Regions from separate parts of the Homo sapiens genome. Here region 2 is linked to region 1. Evidence: chromatin contacts called from ENCODE Hi-C or POLR2A ChIA-PET data. All regions are on one chromosome and are shown on one strand. The core of a region is the stretch at or near the end of the contact, and the rest is flanking DNA. Distances in the headings are between cores, read along the strand shown.

Evidence for each region. Hi-C counts contacts between places; a loop is a spot of excess contacts on that map. ChIA-PET counts read pairs that join two places held with the same protein, here RNA polymerase II (POLR2A). Pooled maps may share reads with other maps.
Region 2: a map of Caco-2 shows a loop between it and region 1 (6-fold over the local background). The contact joins the enhancer-like site here to the promoter of LINC02563 in region 1. A Hi-C loop is called at or near these places in 8 of 168 maps with a recorded cell type or tissue (Caco-2, Right ventricle myocardium inferior, endothelial cell of hepatic sinusoid and 3 more) and 7 of 50 pooled maps. POLR2A ChIA-PET finds 5 or more read pairs at or near these places in 3 of 52 experiments (CD4-positive, alpha-beta T cell, Caco-2 and H1).

The regions. Positions count from the first base shown.
Region 1 is chr17:65,453,545-65,460,718 of GRCh38, forward strand. It overlaps LINC02563 (long intergenic non-protein coding RNA 2563), which reads left to right and starts at 3,997. Exons shown (of 3, transcript NR_131984.1): 1 at 3,997-4,170; 2 at 4,490-4,572; 3 at 4,845-4,864. RefSeq lists enhancers at 2,333-2,832, 6,449-7,082, 7,083-7,174.
Region 2 is chr17:65,529,307-65,533,319 of GRCh38, forward strand. AXIN2 (axin 2) reads right to left here. Exons shown (of 11, transcript NM_004655.4): 11 at 1-796. The coding sequence ends at 670. Among named protein-coding and RNA genes, the nearest start is that of AXIN2, 30 kb to the right of the region's middle. RefSeq lists enhancers at 722-1,236, 1,237-1,749, 2,264-2,776. Within about 2 kb of position 2,310, at least 21 of the 41 ENCODE cell types and tissues checked have a DNase peak (open chromatin) inside an H3K27ac peak, as active enhancers do; they include heart left ventricle and heart right ventricle, where a contact is called at or near this core.

The DNA.
Region 1 (7,174 bases), core at 2,747-5,246:
CTCATGGTAGCTTTCTTTAAATATTGAGAAATAGAGTAGTTCAGTACAATGGAGTACCACACAGCCATTAAAAAAATGATGTGGTAAAATTTTACTATTGTGTCAGAGACAATAACGAAAGATTTTGAAATGAGCAAAGGGGTATGGAATGTCATTTGCATGGAATGCTTCGTGGCATCTAGTGGGCCCTTTGAGGTAATCTGATTCTATAGGTGTCTCCACCTTGCATTGTCTTTGATGAGGCTGTTTTGCAACTCTCCAAGTTGAAAAAAAAAAAAAAGGCAGTCATTCAAATCAATCTTATTCATAGAAATACAAATGAATTTTGCCCTAATTGTTGCTAATTGTTGTCCACCCTGCAGAAAATATGATTCCAAATGTAACATTTTATGGCCGTGGAGATAGTAACCCGCTTTGCATCTGTTAACAAATCATTTTGGATATTTCTGATGGCCTACAGGCTACAGTTTCAATGTGTCCCCTCCAAAATTCTGGTGTTAAAAATTAATGGCAAGTATGCTAGCGTTAACAGGTATGAGCCTTTAAGAGGTGATTAGGTCTTGAGGGTCTCTTGCTCGTGAATGAAATTAAGACCCTTATAAAAGAAGCTTTATATAGCAGTCAGCTCTCTTGCCCTCCACCTTCCCCACATGAGGATACAGCGTTCCTTCCCTCCAGAGGATACAGCAACGCGGTACCATCTTAGAAACAGAGACTAGGCCCTCACCAGCCTTCATCTTGGACTCCCCAGCCTCTAAAACTGAGAGAAAGTAAATTTCTGTTCTTTATAAATTAACCAGCCTCAGGCCAGGCGCAGTGGCTCATGCCTGCCGGGCATGAGCATTATAAATATTATAATTTATAATATAATATAATATAAATTATATTATTTATATAATATAAATGCTACAGACCAAGGACTGGAAAACTATGGGTTGCCAGGCAAATCTGGCCTGCCAACTATTTTTGTAAATAAAATTTTATTGGAACACAGACACGTCCATTTCTCTTCATATTGGTTTTGTACTATAGCAGCAAGGTTGAGAAGTTGCAACAGAGGCCTTATGGCCTGCAAAGCAAAGAATATTTACTATCTGGTTCTTTAATGTTAATGTTTACTGACTTCTGCTATAAATGAAAAACTATTACAAAGCAGGACTCCAAAAATGCATTTTATGTGCATACACAACACACACACACACACACACACACACACACACACACAGAGTCGAAAGTGCAGGAGGGTATAGGTATACAGTAAAACATTTTCTAGGAATCATTGTGGATTTGAACATCTTGCCTTTATACTCCACCCGCCAGTCATGACAGAATCCTCTGAATACTAAAGGGAAGTCCAACCTTAGAATTCTCATAAAATGTTTAATATAAAGTTATTTAAAATGATTCATGAAAGCTGCAAGATGGGGTGGACTTGGAATCAGGTAACTAGTTTGTCCAAGCTTGCCCAAGACTTATCCAGTTTTAAAACTAAAAAGTCCCATGCCCAGAGAACCTCATCACTCCCAGGCAAACTGGGGCCACTGATCACTCCAGCGGGAAATCGTATACTATCGTGGCTTAGGTCCTAGATCTGCTACTCACCAGCCACTTGACACCATTTACCCTGTCTAAGCTGCACTTACTTCAACTGCAAATATATACTCCCCTGTTCTGATATCACCGTGAGTATGAAGTGAGTTAGTGCATGCATGTGTGTTCAGTAAACCATGATGGCAAACAAAAAAAAAAAAGGTCATTATCACTTGGTCCCCTACATAAAATGATGCAACGGCTGGACATTGTGTGACATTACAACATAGATAGGATGAGAGGAAATTACCTAGAAGGTTGTCATGTAATTATAAGGTTACCACATAATATAATTTGTTGTCTAAACCAGGACAGTGTTGAGAGTGGAAGGGGCACCCAATAATGACATTGGCATAACAGGAGTAAACCAAGCCCATCCTGGGCAAGCCTGTACATAGTGTCAGGGACCACAGGGTAACATGGCGTTAAGGCTGGCTTCATGGGTGTCAACCTGTACAGTCACACACGGCCTCACACTCAGAGGGCCGTGTGCTTGGTTTCATGCTCTGATACTTCAGAGCGTGAAAAATTGCTCTTGAAATGCCGTCTTGAAATTCTTAATAATTTTTCAATATGGGGCCTCACGTTTTCATTTTGTGCTAGGCCCTGCAAATGATGTAACCGATCCTGCTTAGGGAGAATCCTACTGGGCAGCGAGACCAGATGGCATGACCTCTGAAACCCATTCCAGGCCTAGGCAGCTAAGCTTCCCCAAGGAGAAAGTTTCAGTTTTAACATCAGCTAGTTCAGATCCCCTGGAGTTAAAAATAACAGTCCATGATGAAGGAAAGGATGGAGGCTGGGGTCCCCAGGCGTCCTCCCTGCCCACTCAGAGCAGATACCGGCCTGCTGTGAGGAGCCTGCCAACACAAGCTCAGAGGTGCTGCTCAGGTTCCACCTCACGCCTGTTTGAACTCTGATTTCATCCGTGGCCAACTTTTCTGCAACCTGGTAAAGGCTTGGGCAACTCAGCAGCCAGATGAACCCTAGAGGGCACTGGAGTGTTAGCCATCCCTCAAAGTTAAACTTACCAATCTGGCAACCCCCAGCCCCACTAATGCTGCGAATGCCATTTATGGGGCTTTCAAGGGCAATAACTGTAAAATCCAGCTCACTGTCTTAACAAACCAGAACAAAGCCGGGTGGCATTGCCAGAGAACTGCAGCTGCTTGCACTGCAACTAAAAAGTCGATCTTAAACTCTGGGGCGAACCCTAGAAAAGACAGCAAGAAGTAAACCAATAGAAAAACCACTCCAGGTTTATTCTGGAGAAGGGAAGGGGCCGTGGACACTGACCGTTTTCAGGTTGCACCTCCCAGAGCCCCAGTCATTCCCATTAGTTACAACAGACTTTCCCAACCCCAGTGCTACTGACTTTTGGGCTGGATCACGCTTTGTTGTGGGAGCTGTCCTGTGCACTGAAGAATGTTTAGCAGTGTCCCTGCCCTCTGCCCAGAGAGGCCAGTACCACTTCCCCCACTCTCCCACACATTGTGACAATCCAAAACTGTCTCCAGACTTTGTCACATGTCCCCTGGGGTGCAAAATTGCTTTCAGTTGAGAAGACCTTGTTTACGGCATAAAAGATCGTCTACATGAATGTTGATTATGGGAATCAAATGAGTTTAGAATGGTTCATCCTCTTAGGACAGTACCTAACAAGTTAAGCACTATATAAGTATTTGTTAAATAAATGAAAAGATTGCACCCCACTACCCCCACCCAGCCCACATGCCAGCAGGAGCGCCCCACTCACCCTACATAGCAATCATTCCATGCGCTTCTCTGTGTCTCTACAGCACCTCCACCTCTATTTTTTGCTTTTGCCTCTATTTATAGCTCTGCCACTTGCTACCAGGGCAAATGTCTTCACTTCTCTGAGTTTCTCAGCTGAAAACAGAACATCTTATTCATCTCATGGAATTGTTTTGATAATTAAATGTGTTCCTGTATGACAGGCACCTGCAACAGTGGCTTGCACACAGTAGGTGCTCAGGGCCTAATGAAGAGGTATTGTTTTTACCACCCAACATTGCCTGACAGGTGTTTGAACAAAAAATGCACCTACATTGCATGGACACTGTGTGTGTGTTTAGGACTAGAAACTTGGCACTGGATTCCAAAGAACAACATGGGATTTTTCTTTCTCTTCCCTCTCTCGCTTATAAATGAGGGCACAGCTGGGTTCTGTGATAAAATGCCCAACTCCACCTGCTCTAGATGTTGCAAAGGTAAGTTTGGGCTCCTATAATTCTGCTCTGTGACACACCTGCTTCTGCAGCTCCTTCCTGGGGTGGGGAGTGGGGTGGGGACACCTGATCATAGGGTGAGCAAGCGGCTCACCAGGACCGAGGGGGTTTCAGGGAGGTGGGACTTTCAGTGCTAAAACCCAGAATGTGCTGGCCCAACCAGGATAAGTTGATCACCCTCCCTGAGAGTTTGGGATTCTATGAGGACTCCTGTCTAGAGTGCAGCGCCACTGCGAGGGTGGTCCTTTATTGTCAGAAACCTCATTCCCAGAAGGAGACATGCAGTGGAAACTGAGCGTCCTCTGCCCTGCGGTGCCCAGCTCCATTCAAGGCAAGCTTGGTCCCTCTGGCTTTCACGGGGATGTGAACACCTTGCCAGGCTCCTCTCTGCTCCTTCCTCACTCCTTGGCACTGGCCTTGGCATCCTCTAGCTGAGCCCAGGTCCTGTCCCTGAAGAGCTGCCGCCCCAGCCCCACTGCCAGCACAACCCCTCCCACCCCACCTGTCCCAGGGCCACCTGTGCTCACTTCGGCTCTATCTCTGCTTGGGGGCCACTCTAACACTGGTTCTCTTTTCACCTTAAAAAGAGTTGCTGGAACCAAACCCCAGTGACTTGTCAGCATTCACGCCACTCCTTCCAAACCCTCCAGAAAGCACACCTGTGGATGAGAGGCGCAATTAACGTTATCAGTCGTGAAGGATCAGAAGGAAAACCCAGTGGCCGTTGGGAATTGTGAGTGCCATAACCACTTCAAGCATTTGGGGTTTTGTTTTATTTTCTCTGGCCTGGAGGGGTGTGGAGAGGGGCCATATATAAGACAAAGCCAGTTTTCTCTTTTTGAGACAGAGTCTCCTTCCGTCACCCAAGCTGGAGCGCAGTGACGCAATCTCAGCTCACTGCAACCTCTGCCTCCTGGGTTCAAGCAATTCTCATGCCTCAGCCTCCCGAGTGGCTGGGACTACAGGTACACCCCATAATGCCCGGCTAATTTTTTGTATTTTTAGTAGAGATGGTGTTTCGCCATGTTGGGCAGACTAGACTCGAACTCCTGACCTCAAGTGATCTACCCACCTTGGCTTCCCAAAGTGCTGGAATTCCAGGTGTGAGCCACTGTACCCAGCCCACTTCAAATTTACCACTCCAGACCTTTGTTCTAGATGGGGAGAACTGGACCCTATGGGAAATCATACGGATCTGAAATTCACCCCGGAAACTGACCTGGGGTGAGGACAACAGGTGGAATGAAACCCCAAGCAGACCCTATAGAGGCAAGGAAGGAGATTGAGACCCTTCTGCAGAAAGCTGTTATGAGCCTAGAATTTTAACTTATGCTATTGACACCATGCCAAGCACCCAAGGAAAAGGAAAGAGAAGAACCTACACCGCCTCCTCCTTGCTAGTGAGTGAGGTAAAATGATCTGGGGAGGAAAAAAAACAAAAAAAATGAGGTGAGAAACACCAGATGGAGCAGAGAGACTGCCCAGAAATTGCTGCTTTTGTCAACCTAGATTTGTTTGCAGGTGAGTGCAGTGTTGATAGAAAGCAAGTCTATTTCCAGAGGGGATCCCCAGGATCTCCTATCAAAGAGCAAGCTCTGGAGCTAGTCCCCAGATGCAGACAGATCTACTGACCGAACCACGATCACTCCAACCCCAATCTCCCAAGAGGTTCTGAGGATACAATAGTTCTCAATCCTTAGGTACACACATTGTTCACAGGGAGTGACTCGGTGGTTATTAATGGCTTATTAGGCTGTTCTTGGAGGTAATTTACATCTCGTTTGAGCCTCTGCTTTTCAGGCATTTTTCTGCAAATGGCTGTAGGCTTTTTTCTAAAAAAAAAAAAAGAAACTAAATCCATTGAATACTCATGCATATTCTCCAAAATGCCTTAAATCAGTACCTAAAACTTGAAACTAGTTTTTCCCCCATTGAAGAAATTATCTGGCCCTGATCTCTCTTACTTGCTGTCCTGTGATTGAAAAGAACTTTTGTGGGGGAATTTTTAAAATAATTGCCACCAAATACTTCAAATGGAATTCAGATAGCAGTCTATTTCACGTTTCATGCTTTTGTGACATTCTTGCTCAGGAATGAATCTTTTATGAAAGGTCTATTTTAAGTTGCACCTTCCAGAACTTTATTTTTGTCTCTGAAAGAAAGAGGCAGAGCAGAACCTGGATTCTTCCAATTCACCGATTTACTGTGAGCTTAGGATTGGCTCTCCTGGGGGTCGGCGGGGTGGGGGGTGATGGGCTTCCAGCAGAGGTGGGGGGCACTGGCTTTGCACTCAGCCTTGCCGTTTTTTTTCAATCAGGCTGTTTTATTCAACTGAAAACAACCCCCCGAGGATTTAAGCACGCCTTCTCGCGCTTTCTCCAGCTCCTCCCTGAAGGTGGAAAAACTCACTTGATCTTAAGCACCAACTGCTGTCCGGTCAAATTTCTCACCTCTGCCAGGGAGCCATGCCTTCGAGTTCCCAGCGCCTCGTGGGGTCTGCAGGCTGGTTGTGGCCTCTGTCAGCGGACCCAGAGTTGTTTTTCCAGGTGTGGGGGAGGGCTTCCCCTGAGCCTTCTCCGCCCACTCCTGTCTGTTCATTCCACAGATTTTTTTACTACCTTCCTTAAGAGAAAGTATCTAAAAACTCATAAATGAGGCAAAAAGACACCTTCATGCCCTTTCCCCAAAGCCACCCTAGCATTGTGTAATAAGTCCTGTGTTAGATTGGGTTCCCTTGATACCGACTCTGAGACAGGCAGGTGCAAGACCAGGGTGTACTGGGGCTGCTCTGGGGAGGAACTCTTGTGGAAAGGGAGGCATGGGTGAGGGTGAAGCTCACCCGCAGTGAGGCTGCCGCTGAGGCCTCAGCCTGTCCCATGGAAAGCTCTGGAGCCCAGGTGGCCATCGGTGTTGTTGCAAATTAAGGCAAGAGCACCAGGCTTTGTATCACCTGTTCAAGACCAACCAGAAGTAAGGGAGGGAAGGTATACACGTGGGGGAGGAAGTTTCCTTCCATCTCAGGTGATTTCCAGGTAAGAACAGAGCTGTAAGCCATCTACCCATATCAGCAGCTGATACTCCCAGCAGCTGTGGGGACAGGGCTGAACCCCAAAGAGGGGATCTGGGTAATACCCGAGGGTCCGTCAATGTGAAGGGATGGGCACTTTGACTTAGTACTTATTGCTGATTAAGGCCCAGATTCTAGATGCTAACTTAAAGGAAATTGCTAAGTTGCAAATAATGTTTGTCTGGTAGAGATGCAAACAATTCCTGTCTGATAGAAAAGATAGCCCCGGGCTGGGCACGGTGGCTCATGCCTGTGAGCCACTTTGGGA
Region 2 (4,013 bases), core at 1,060-3,559, 74 kb after region 1:
ACCCTCAAGACCTTTAAGACAAAACAGAGCAGCATAGGAAAAAAAAAAACAAAACGCACCAATTTCTGCATGTGTCAATGGTAGGGCACCATTTTAAAAAGTCTGTCTAAAACAGTCTGTCTTCACTTGGAGGGACGTAGTGCAAAGCATAATTCCTCTGTTAGTGAAGAAACCATGAACGCACTCCTAGCTCAACTCCTAAGTTTAGTCAGAACAATTAAAACTTCCTGTCTCCCCCTTCCAAGTTTAAAGCAGCATATCCATAAACTGGGGATGGGGGAAATCAACTGTTCTATAAATATCAGTAAGGATTCCTGTTCAGGTAAGCTATACACAGTTTCTCTTAGTTTATGGATTTCAGATCCCTAGGAAGTCATATATTATGTATGGCAGTCTCTCAAATACAGGCAGCATCTTCAATAGCCAAGAGTGGTCATGTTTTTAATAAATAGTTCAGGCTTTTCTTATCTCAGTCAGTACCCAGCTCATGAATCATGAAAATCAACCTCCCCCCGCCCTCCCGAAGGCCCACTGGCCGATTCTTCCTTAGACTTTGTCTTCTTCATTGGTTTAATTTTCCTTCAAAATGTTTTGTCGCAGTTGCTCACAGCCAAGACAGTTCACAAGAGCTTCGGGCTCCAACAGTTCACCAAAGCCAGACCCCAGGGCTCAATCGATCCGCTCCACTTTGCCCAGAATCCGGCCTTCATACATCGGGAGCACCGTCTCATCCTCCCAGATCTCCTCAAACACCGCTCCACAGGCAAACTCATCGCTTGCTTTTTTGAAGTAATACCTTAAAAGGAAAACCAAAAAAGCTTCTTGGTAAACTGCATTTTCCACATTGTTGAAAAGAAAAGCATACCAACATGGAGGACTGAGGTATCCTAGGAATTTGCTATGGCAGGTGTGCCTGTACACTGTTGCGCACATCTGCTTTAAGACGGCAGCTGGGACTGGCCACACCACAAGAAGCAGGTGGGCCGAGATGATGAAGGCCAGGCACCCACTGAGCAGCAGCCTGGGCTGGGCCTGCCACCTGCAATCTTCAACCCAGCACCTCTGCTGTCTCCTGACACGTATACACTGTGAAAAGCAGAGCTGCTTTCCCCCCGCCAACCTTTTTCAGCAGTGGGGTGGGGGAGGGAAGGGAAGGACAAATGCCTGCAGTTCCTTTGCAGCAGGAGCCAAGCAGGTCCTTCAAAGAGACTCCAGACTATCTCCAGGTTCAGCCATCCTGAACCCATCACACCTGGAGAGCCGGAACCTGCCGAAGTCTGTAAAAGGCTGACTTCCAGATGGTTTAGCAGTCCAAAGGCCTCTCGGCCTTCCCATCCTCCAGGTCCCAAGTGCAACACTCCTGGATGGCCCTGGCACAGCCACACAGGAGGCAAGCCAGCCCAGCGCAGCTTCCCAGGGCCGAACAGACGGCACTGGCCCCATGATGCCCTCCCCTCTTCTCCCCATTTCCAGGCCTCTTCTCCCATCCCATCCCTCCAGGGTCAAACACCAAAGGCCCTTCTATTATGCCCGTTGATTAAAGGCTCCTTTCATCCCTCCCCAGCGTTCTTTCTTCTGAGGCTGTTTAATTGTACAGATGCAAATGCCTGGCCTCTCAGGAGTGCCACATTCGGAAACAACTGCTGTCCTCTTGGGCCAGGCCCACCCCTAAACCCCTTCCGAGGAAATTAAGCAAGGGCCTCTTCCTTCCCTGTCCCCAGCCAAGGGAGACCCCTCAGAGGGATTAAACTTGCCCCTGCAAGCTGTCATTTCCAGCCCATAAAGGCCACTCACAGAGGGAAGGTCACAGTCCCCTGGGGGGATGGGAGAACCTTTCAAGCATTTAATTGTGTCTCAGGGTTATGGTTGGGCTTTGTCTTTTCCCTTTAAAAAAAAAAAAATTAACTCCCCTTGGTTAGAGCTCAATTTTTTCCCTCTTTAATAAAGGCAAGCCAAATACTTTCGTAGGAGATAAGGCTAAATACAGTGAACAGCTGGGTTTAGTCAAGGTTCTTTGTTTTTAGCATTCCTGACCCAGCTAATGCAGTGGGGTGAACAACGGCATGGCTCTGACTAGGCAGCACTGAAGACACGTCATGTCAAGGGGTCAAAATTCTCGGGGGAGCGTGAGAGGAGACAGTGAGAAAATGGGGAGGGGCTCTGTGCACAGGAGACTCAGGACAGTGGGGGGAAAAGTCACTTCTCCACATAAGAGGCTCAAATCCCAACGCCACCCTCCGTCAGACCCCTTTGGCCCCAGCTCCGACCCCTCCAGGGTTTACCAAGTTGGGCTTTCACAGCATGTCTGAGCAAACACGCAGCGACCTTTTACATAATTGCAACCTCCTCCAGAGAGGAGAGAGGCCACATTCTCTCAGCCCCACCCCCAGGACTTCAAACACACTGCACTGCCCTCATTTTCTCCAAGAAACAGGCTTTTCCACTGCAACATGCTTCATGTGGCAAACTTTGCTTTCTTCTGACATCTGGCACCAACAGCGTCTGGCGCGTCTGAAGGGACTGTTTGCTTTTTGAACCCCTGCCATGTTGAGATTACTCAACGCATCCCAGGTCCCCCCCACCTCCCACCCCTGCTCCACGGCCCCAACCTCACTGGGTCTTTTTTATTTTTTTGAAGGGGGGATGTATTTGTACAAATTGAGATGTTGAAGCACCAGCCCTGCTGGGAGGGTGAGGCGTGACACCCTGTGTCCCTGTCCTACCCCAGGAGGACACTGAGTCTAGCTCAGGCCCTGCAGAGATAAGGCAGCTGGGAGGGCCTTCCCACAGCCTGATCCACTCAGGAAAGAACTGGAGAGGATCGGAGAGTTGACCATTTGTGCAAGTCTTTGTGCATTAAAGGGGAGGCCAGGGCTTCAAAGCCAGGCTTATTAACTGTGCCTCAGGGAGAAAAAAAAAAAATCAGAGCCAGATGTGGCCACAGCAGCTGAAGGAGGCACTTTCCCCACAAGCCTATGCCAGCGCCACATGGCTCTTCTCCAAGGTCACCTGCAGTTCCACTCGAAGTCCAGCCGAGACAAAGCCAAGATCAAAATGAATCCCCAGAGGGACACACTTGTGTCATTAGTTTCACCTTGTGTCTTTTCAAGATAAAAGCAGCAGCAGCAGCAGCCAGGCCTGTTCCCCCACCCCTTTGATACCTTTTCACAATTGTCTCTGCCCAGGTATAAAAGGGACTATCCAGACCCAGCAACACGCCCTGCTGGCCAGTTACCTCCAGGGGCTCAGTCCAACCTCCATCCCCTCCCCACTCCAAAGAGAATCACTTTGAGCCCCCGCCCAAACTAACTCCCAGATGAAGGTGGCTGGTAAAACTATACAAGGCCTGCTCTAGAGGGGAGGGTGTCTCAGAGCCCTGCAGGTGGACTCATCCCCGTCCAGGAGCCCATGCCCACCTGGCAGGTTACCAAGTGCTATTCAGAGTTTTCCACTCACACCCCTGGCCCTGGTGGCGGCAACGGGTTCACACCTGGGAATAGACTGTGGTCCTGGCACAGGGACAACAGCACACAGCTGAGGAGTTGGAACTCTGTCTTGGGTGTAGACCCCAGAGTGAGCACCTCCTTAAACTAGGGTGCCCCTGTCTCACCCTTGTCCCAGCCTGGAGCCCTAAACCTGGGAAACCTGGGACAGAACTGGAGCAGAATCCACACATTCTCTTGGGCTGCAGGCCATGGAGAGGGGCAAGGGAGGACTCCAGATGAACTGAGGCAGAGTCATCACCTGCTCCTTACGAGGGAAATGATCAAGAGAAGGAATGGCCTAGGGCTGGCCCTCATCCTCCTCAGCTCTTGAACCCTCTCAAGGGCCCTAAAAAGTCAGCATGGACCTTCTCAAGGGCACCTCCGTCCACTCTGCAGACAAGGTAAGGAGACCAGGAAGTTCCCTTCCTGAAGCCCCTGCAGGGGAGAAGGCAGCGGGGCCCAGGCCTGGACAGGAGGAGTAGACTGCCCTATTCACCCTGTGCCCACCCGCAGGTCCAGCCCCTTCTT